Regions from separate parts of the Homo sapiens genome. Here region 2 is linked to region 1. A link is an interaction called in ENCODE POLR2A ChIA-PET data of the cell type or tissue named here. Cell type or tissue: GM12878. All regions are shown on one strand. Links, peaks and the distances in the headings refer to the core of each region. The heading gives the core; the rest is flanking DNA. Region 1 holds the start of LOC107986637 (a long non-coding RNA gene). Region 2 has its middle 34 kb from the start of LINC02518.

Evidence for each region. Peaks named below come from ENCODE experiments on the same cell type or tissue, not always from the same donor. Only the 100,000 strongest peaks of a DNase experiment are listed, where the experiment ranks them.
Region 2: POLR2A ChIA-PET joins it to region 1 with 5 read pairs; 3 of 35 experiments call an interaction of 5 or more read pairs at or near these places.

What each region holds. Positions count from the first base shown.
Region 1 is chr6:113,375,355-113,379,760 of GRCh38, reverse strand. It overlaps LOC107986637 (a long non-coding RNA gene), which reads left to right and starts at 3,381. Exons shown (of 4, transcript XR_001744312.2): 1 at 3,381-3,718. In GM12878, for the core only: no CTCF peak of the experiment used is centred there; a DNase peak (open chromatin) is centred at 2,020.
Region 2 is chr6:113,464,907-113,469,312 of GRCh38, reverse strand. No RefSeq gene overlaps it. Among named protein-coding and RNA genes, the nearest start is that of LINC02518, 34 kb to the right of the region's middle. In GM12878, for the core only: no CTCF peak of the experiment used is centred there; no DNase peak of the experiment used is centred there.

The DNA of each region.
Region 1 (4,406 bases), core at 122-4,121:
TTGTCTAGCAATAATGGATCAGAGATGCAGCAAGATATTTGAAATGGATGAAGTGAAGGGAACTATTGTTTTATGTGAACATTACGTGCCAGGGTCTGGAACATATTTTATATAAACTCCCCAATTAAAGAGAAAAAATGTGGTTTTCTGTTAAGCTATAGATAGTGCAAGGGTGAATACAGCTCTAATGATGATACTCAGATTTAAAAAGATGCGGCAGTTCTGGAATTTCAGTTTTATGGGGCTTTTTTCTCCCTCAATCTTAGAAGATACAATAGAAGACAAACATATTTGTTCATGTTCATTAAAAGAAAGCCTGACAGTGCTGAAAAGAACAGGTAGTGACTGATTCCAGGAAATATTATCTGTGATACAGTTGTAAAAATTGCAGGGCATCTGTACAAACTACAATTTATAAGCAAACAGAGAAATCATGCTGGGTTCTTTTACTTTCTATTAAGGTCATAAAAGAAAGTAGAAAAAAATAAATTTAGAAGACTTTTTTTAGCAGTGATTAACACAGAGAGGAAACAAAATGAATGTGTAGTTAAGAGCCATTATATTTTTTTGGTGGGGAAGTCAAATTAATAGTTTTTTTTTCCCTAAGAAAAATTTGAACTCTAATGGACTTTTGACTACAAATCACCTATCAGGGGATTTTTTTGAAACTACATATCATTTATCAGGGGGATTTTTTGTATGTGTGTGAAGTGATTGATAGAATGACATTTTTCTATTGTCTGTAGATAAAATATGCCAAAACTATAATTGTTTTCAGAAGTTTGAAGTCATAAAAATGTATTTCAGTAGTGAATTTTTTAAAAGTATATTTAAGCCAGGGAAAAAAGATACGGAAGTGACATTTTCAAAGGGATGGGGGTGTCATTAAAAGTTATTCCATGATAAAGGAAAATTGCATCGGTTTTCTTCTTATAGCAGATTCTCTCGCCTATCATAGTCAGTGTTATAACTGGGTTAGATAAAATGCAGGTAAATTCTTGCTGTCTTCATACTTCAGTTCCAACCAATCTCAGGATTTTTTTTTTACATGTACACTAAATCAGTAGAGTAAAAAACTAACATTAATAAATAACTTGAACTTTCTTTTACTCTTCAAGATTTGAGCCAGCTTTAAAAAATGCACAAGCCAGTCCAAACTTGGTAGATATCCCTTTTATTTCCTTAAGTAAATTTTCTCAACTGCCAAATTGAAAAATTTTAATTTATTAATGCTTGCATGAATAATTCACTCTCAGACACTGAACGATCCCAAACAAACAAGCCAGTTTGTGTATTTAGTTATGTGAACTTTTGAATCCACTGCCTCATAAATCCAGTACTTTATTGAACCTAAAAAAAAAAAAAAAAAGTGCTGACCCCTATTGGCCCCACCATTAATTATCTCCCACTGCAGACATCACATCTTTTCTTTACTCTTCAGGATTGTTTCTTCCTTATTAAACATTTTATATATTTTCCCCTATTATGTCTGTGGTGCTCCTCAGTAGGCATTGGATGGCTTTGGTATAATTTCAGTAATTTTTCCCAGGATATTCTGCTGTACCCGTAAAGATATCAGTTATTTATTTTCTAACATAAATCTATGGGAAGTATTGATATATTCATCTCCACTAATGAGAAGATTGGGCCTCAGGCAGGTTGATACATGGTCAAGATCATTTCAATCCAAAGTGTTGCACCTTTCTTTTTTTTTCTTTGGCCTGTAAGTCATGTTCTTTGCCTCTGATCACTCCTGTGCCCTGTGACTATCCAGCAGACCTGATGATATTTTCCCTGGCTTCCGTCTTACAGATCCCTTCCCTGAGCCTCCAGTCTAAATTGGGTCCTCATTAGACAGTACTGTCTTCATTACCTCATATTTGTATAACAATTTGGGATTGTAAACTTGTGTGATTGATCATATATGTGTCATGTGCTATCCTGTAAAGCTCAGTGAGGGGACGGATTGTATCTATTTCACTTCCACTGCTGCATCACTTGTGTGCACCACAGAAACTAACATACAGCAGGGCACACAGTAAATATCATTGAAAGAGTGTGTTAAAGTGAGATTTAAAACCAAGCCTGTACCATGGAAGTCACAGATGTACTACTGCAGGAGTGGTTGTGGTGTTTTCGTGAACGGTTCCTATACATGGATTCCAAGTCCTGGTGGCTACATATGCACTATCCTGTACCCTATATTCTATATTCTATACTGTCATACTGAAACTAGGTTGAAAGCTCATTGAAAGCAGATCTTACGGTTTCTATTTAGACTAAATGAAACATGTAGTTAGTTGGTTAACCCTTCATAAGTACTTACTAATTGATTGGAAACTGATCTTAACATTTAATTTGTTACAGAGCATACTTTATTTCACTAAAGCCATCTTCCTGACGCTGTTCTCTAGCATGCTTTGTTCTTCTGTTATAATGACTGACGATCATAATCAGGAAAGGGTATGCCTGGTGTTAATGCTTCATTTTTTCCCTTTTATTCACAGGCAGTTGGAGTGATCAAGCTTTCAAATCCCTGAAAACGTGAGCTGTGCTATGTCTGGGGCAGGCTCCATATTTTTATTATGTACCACACAACTCTAAAAGCAATACAGAAATTCAGGGCACTTAGATTGAAAAATGAACACTTTCCACATTTAAAGGAGAAAGACTTACATATTTTTGGAGTTACATACATTCTTCATCCCATTTATGAAATCCAAAACCCACGGTTGGGCATAAAGCAGGAGATTTAATACTCTTCTGCTGGTGGGTTTTGTTGATTTTTACTGCCCCCTCCACCCACCCCTACCTTATCCCACTCCATCCCCTCTGCTCTTTTTGTTCTTCATAGTTTTGTGCTAACTTCAGAGCTGCAAATGTGTCATTGATCACAGATTTATATATATGAGCTAAGAGCAGGAATGCTAAAATAATTTCTTTCTCAGGCCTTAAAGATAAATGATAGGTCAAGATGCTTTACTTCATAGCCAAACATACTAAGGCACAGAGCAACATGGCAGGAATTTGAGTTGTGAGCGCCAGAAGTGCTTGTTCAGCACTAACAAGAAATAGGAGAATAGGATCAGTATAATCTCATATTCTTATTAAATTAAAAAAAGACAGAGAGTAATGCCAAGGTTATGACATGAACTGACAAGACCAAAAAAAAAATCAGTTTTTCTGATGCTTCAGCCTTTGCAAGCATAGGAAAGAATTAAAAAAAAAAAAAAAAAAAGCCCTGTGGCATGAGTTATAGATGAAGTATCTGCCTTTAGCTTGGAATTTCCTGGCATTTTTCAGCCTGTGACACAGACTTGATGTGATTAAACAAAGGCTTTTCTCCAAATTTAAAGCTCTTAAAAAAAAAAGCTGAATCTAATACTCTAACTTGTTTTTAAATGGGAGCAGATGCCTCTGTTTCTTGAGCTGACTTCCAGATTCTGAGAAATAAATGAAGAGTGGAGGCTTGTTTTGGTAGAGGCTGAGAAAAGGAGTTGGCCATATTTGCCCTTCAGAACTTCGTGTCATCCCCCAGCTCCCCAACGGCAGGGCCACATTCTTTCACAGGACGGAGTTGGGGCAGATTATGGCTTCCTCTGGATTGGATTTCCCTTGGCTTCCCTGAGGGCAATCCCCCGAGGAAGCACATCCTGGAGCCAAACTCACCCAATGAACCACAGCAACAGCTCCTAGGAGAATGAAGAGTGTGAATGGAGTAAGTACATGCGTATGGGTGGACGTGGTGGCCAACTTGGATAATCTCTGAGGTTCTTTCTAGGCCTGACATCCTAGGATGCTCTAATAAAGGACGACCCCTGAGATGAGGCAGAACACAAGACCCTGGGCTGGCAGGGGGTTTGGAAATGGCACTGAGCCTTAGCAAAACTCAGTTTTCTACTGAAAAAAAAAAAAAAAACAAAACAACATAGCTCCTTGAAAAATTATTTTTGATTGGAATCTATAGTTATTTATCTATCAATCAGACATGTTCTTTTAAACTTATTATTTATAAGTAAGTACCATCCACAGTTTGGCATGTGTTTACATTGCATGGGTGTGTTTGTGTATGTGTGTGTATTTGCTCAGTATCCTGTTGCAACTCTTTCTAAAGCCTGCCCACTCATGATGTAAGTTTTTTGTTTTTTGTTTTTTGTTTTTTTTAGATGGAGTCTCGCTCTGTCACCAGGCTGGAGTGCAGTGGCACCATCTCAGCTCACTGCAACCTCTGACTCCTGGGTTCAAGCGATTCTCCCACCTCAGCCTCCTGAGTAGCTGGGATTAAAGGCATGCACCACCACGCCCAGCTAATTTTTGTATTTTTAGTAGAGATGGGGTTTTACCAGGTTGGCCAGGATGGTCTCCATCTCCTGAATTTGTGATCTGCCTGCCTCAGCCTCCCAAAG
Region 2 (4,406 bases), core at 309-4,308, 89 kb before region 1:
GCTGCATAGTATTCCATGGTGTATATGTGTCACATTTTCTTAATCCAGTCTATCACTGATGGACATTTGGGTTGGTTCCAAGTCTTTGCTATTGTGAACAGTGCTGCAATAAACATGCGTGTGCATGTGTCTTTATAGTAGCATGATTTATAATCCTTTGGGTATATACCCAGCAATAGGATGGCTAGGTCAAATGGTACTTCTAGTTCTAGATCTTTGAGGAATCGTCACACTGTCTTCCACAATGGTTGAACTAGTTTACCATCCAACCAACAGTGTAAAAGTGTTCCTATTTCTCCACATCCTCTCCAGTACCTGTTGTTTGCTGACTTTTTAATGATCACCATTCTAACTGTTGTGAGATGGTATCTCATTGTGGTTTTGATTTGCATTTCTCTGATGGCCAGTGATGATGAGCATTTTTTCATGTGTCTGTTGGCTACATAAATGTCTTCTTTTGAGAAGTGTCTGTTCATATCTTTCGCCCACTTTTTGATGGGGCACAAATATATTTAAAGTGCATCAATATTTTGAATTTTCTATATGCAAACAGGTAATCTTATAAAGACACTATTAATAACTTATAAAAAATGCTCTTAGGCCATTATGAAGTCACATTATAATAAAGCTCTTGTATTTTGTTAATTCAGGTAATGAGGTCATCCTGCAGAGAACTCCCTTGATAAGCATTGACATAACCCATTTTGAACTCAGTCTAGGAGTTTTATTAACTAGTAGATGAATACAACTTACTCCCACATTCACAATCTGAAGCAAAATGATTTGTATTACACATGTGGGCATTTCAAGAAGAGATTTCCTCACCAGAAACGTTTTATCAGGCAATAGGGGAATAAATGAGAAACTATGGCATGATTCCTTAAAAAGAAGCAATTAAATATTTTGAAAACTGTCTATAATCAAAATGATTAATTCTATTATGTTACATATCTAGAATAAAATATAAGCTCCAAGTGGTAACAACACAAAAATTACTTGATGAAATCAGAAAACCCCAAACTTCATGGCCTTGTTTTGGCTCAGATGACTTGAAATAACCAGAGACATAGCCCCAAGCAGTCAAGGTATTTGCCATGTTTTCTTAGATTTCAGTAATTGAGGCTATAGAATTAGTGGCTGAAATGAATATTTCTTAATTTTTGTTTGTTTGCTTGTTTGAGCTCTATTGACTTTTCTATTGGGAATTGTTTTATTTTTTTCCTCTCTATTCTTTTTTTTTTAAATTAAACCCAATCAAACTTACAGCATCCCCCTCTATTCTTGAATGAATAAGAAAAGTTGTTTCCAAGAGTATCAGGCATTAATTTGAACTCATTTCTGTCCTTACATGTAACCCCAATCCAGACAGTTTATTAGCTAATGAGATGTAACATTATTCCATTTGTCAAGATTAGATTTGTGGGGAAAATTGCAGAAATAACCTCCTTCTTCACTCTTTGCATCAACGTGGTGATTAACTCATGCTTGGCAAGGTGTTCTGCAAAGCCAGAAGCCCTCTCAGGCTGGGAAATGGCTCTGAACTCATATCCATGGGTGTGCACTTTGCTGACAGGATGAATGTAAACCAGGATTTGAAAAGGTCTTTTCATTATTTAAGTAGGAGAGAATGATTTTCACCAATTATATTTGACTGCCTAGAAAGCATAGTATATTCTTTTTTTTATAATAAACACTGTGAGAGCAGTTTCCAAATTTTATTTCTCAAAATCAAGGGGTTCCCACAAAGTGAGATGGGGACAGGGAGAGGGGAGGGTCAGATGCATATTCTGACAGCTTACTTCCTAATTTCCAGCCTAGTTGCTCTGCTTTTAGCTCTTTTTAAATAGCAACATGTTACATTTGAAAACAACGCTATAAAGTGGACTTGCTGCTTTAAAAATTAATTTGCTACCTGAAGAAGAAAAGTTGTACGGTATAAGGAGCAGCAGGGTGAGGAGAGAATCTGAATCCAGATGTGGTAGAATCTGCTAATTGTTCTAAACTTCTTTTTAGTAATTAACCTTGATCTTCCAGCTCCCCTTCAATTTTAGCTGGCCACAGGCCATCCAGCTAGAAGCTGTATTTCCCAGCCTTCCTTGAGGTGGTCCTGAGTCATATAACTAAGTCCTGATCAGTAAAGTGTGAGCAGAAGTGGCGATTGTATATTCTGTATCCCTTCTCAAAAAAAGGAAGCTACACCTGCCCTCCATATCCCAATTGCTGGCACTGCCACCTTAGTCCCTAAGATGGAAGCCGTAAGTTGAGGATGTCAGAGCTATCTCACCAGACTGTAACAGCTCCTTTTGAACAAGCATGTGAGTGAAAAATAAAATTCCATGTTGTTGAACCTTTGGATTTTGGGTTTTTGCTTTTTTTTTTCTTTTTTAAACAGCATCTCAGCTTTTATCCAAAGTAATGTAACAAAGGCCATGCAATGAAGTTGTGAAGTCTGTTTCATTGGAAAGGCTGACTTAATGGAATTTAATCTTCAATGTAATTGAGTTTAATCTCATGTTTACCTCGAAATAACATGGTATAAATGTATATCACCTCGATCAGTGCTGTATAGGCTAAAGTGGACAGATTCCAATCTTTATTGTCCTTATTATTTGAGATGGCACGAAGTAGAGCAGGATTAAAGGTATAAACGTAGCTATACAAACAAATGGGCAGAAATTAGGAAGTGGAGGTAGTATTATGACATCCATGCCTAGTAGTTAGTGCCTTACAGGGGAAAGCATGAAAAGAAGAGCCATTTCAGTAAAGAAGCAGCTAGGCAGAATTTTCTCATCATTTACCATTTTGTACTTTTGCTGTCTCTTTCCTATAAGCAACTTCTGAGGCTTTACAAAGAACCAACAGTTATCCTACCTACACTGGAGGCTTCTCATGCTTAACTGCTTCCCCAGCATCTACCTATGATCTCTTATCCAAGGTTTTCTCAATGCTTATGGTAAACCTATCCTCAGATATCCTATAATCATCTCAAACTGAACACATTAAAACCCAAGCTCTCGTTCTCCTCATAGAGGTTGCTTGCCCTGTCTGTTGTCTGCTTATCAATTACATTATTTTGGTCTGCCTCTGAGATTCCCTTTGACTTTTTTTTTCTCCTTCATCTGTCTAGCCAATGTCAACATTTCCTTATTTTCTTCCTTTAAACTCATTTTTAGATTCAATAATTGCTCTTTGTTTTCATGGCCAACCCCTTGGTTGAAAACCAAAGCATATCCAATCCTGGACAGAGCTCACAATCTTCTATTTGGTCCAACAAACGTGGTCACAAACAAATTCTATTTCCCCTCACTGTCAAGATCAGAGAAATGCTGTTAGCATTTCATTTGCTTCCTCAAGAATACATAATGTGTGGCTCCCATTTGGCTGTTGCCTATAGCCCATATTTGCCTTCCTTGACAGACTTTCCATGATAAGATCCTAATGAAATGTGGTCTAGGGTAGTGGTTAAGAACAGAAGCTTTAATGTCATACAGGCTTGGCATTAAATTCTAGCTTTACTACTACAGGCTCTTGTATGGCCATTTTAAGTCTCAATATATTATCTGTGAAATGATGCTAATGCTTCCTTGATAAGGCTTTTCGAGGCATACAAAGCAGGAGGCCATCTGTAACATGTAGAAAAGTACACAGCACACAGTAGGCACTCAATTCATGTGCTTACTGTTATCTTCCAGCCAGCATTTCCTCTGCTCCCATCCTCTGCCTTACATCTCTTGTTCTCATGGACAGCATCCTCCCTTTTCTTTACTTGGCACTTGTAGTGGCTTCCATTCTTAATTCCCATTTAAGGTCCTACTTCCCTCACATAGTCTTCTCGGAGTCCCCTCATTTCTCTAAGGTTGAATATGTTTTCATTTATTGTCTCTAGCTACAAGGGGGCAGAAATCATTCTTATGATTCTTCTCCATTCTCTCCAGCACCTGGCAAGTTTTGGTCACATATAATCTGCTCAACATCTATTAATGGAAGTATTTAAAATAGATGGCTTTGCAAACATTATAACAAACTTTTCAAATTTACTATTTTAAGAAAAATTTTGGAACTCATGCCCTCAGGTGGCTGTGATATTGTTATGACCTCCCTTTGCCCCTTCCTTACAATATTTCCTGTGTGACATGACTCAAGAGTGATTCATCACGTGATGGTGAAACAGCTAAGCTAAGAGAGGAGCTTGAGTACTACAGGGAGAAGAGGTCAGTGGGGAGAAGAAATGAAGCAAAATTGAGAGAGAAAATGGAGATAAGGAAAAGGATACGAAGACTTATTGAGCAAACATCAGACACTACACTGAATCCTTGATATCGTCATTAAATTCCAATAATAAGCCTGAGAGGCAGGCATTATCACTATATCAAGAAGTCTTCAATAAGTGAAATATAACACACATA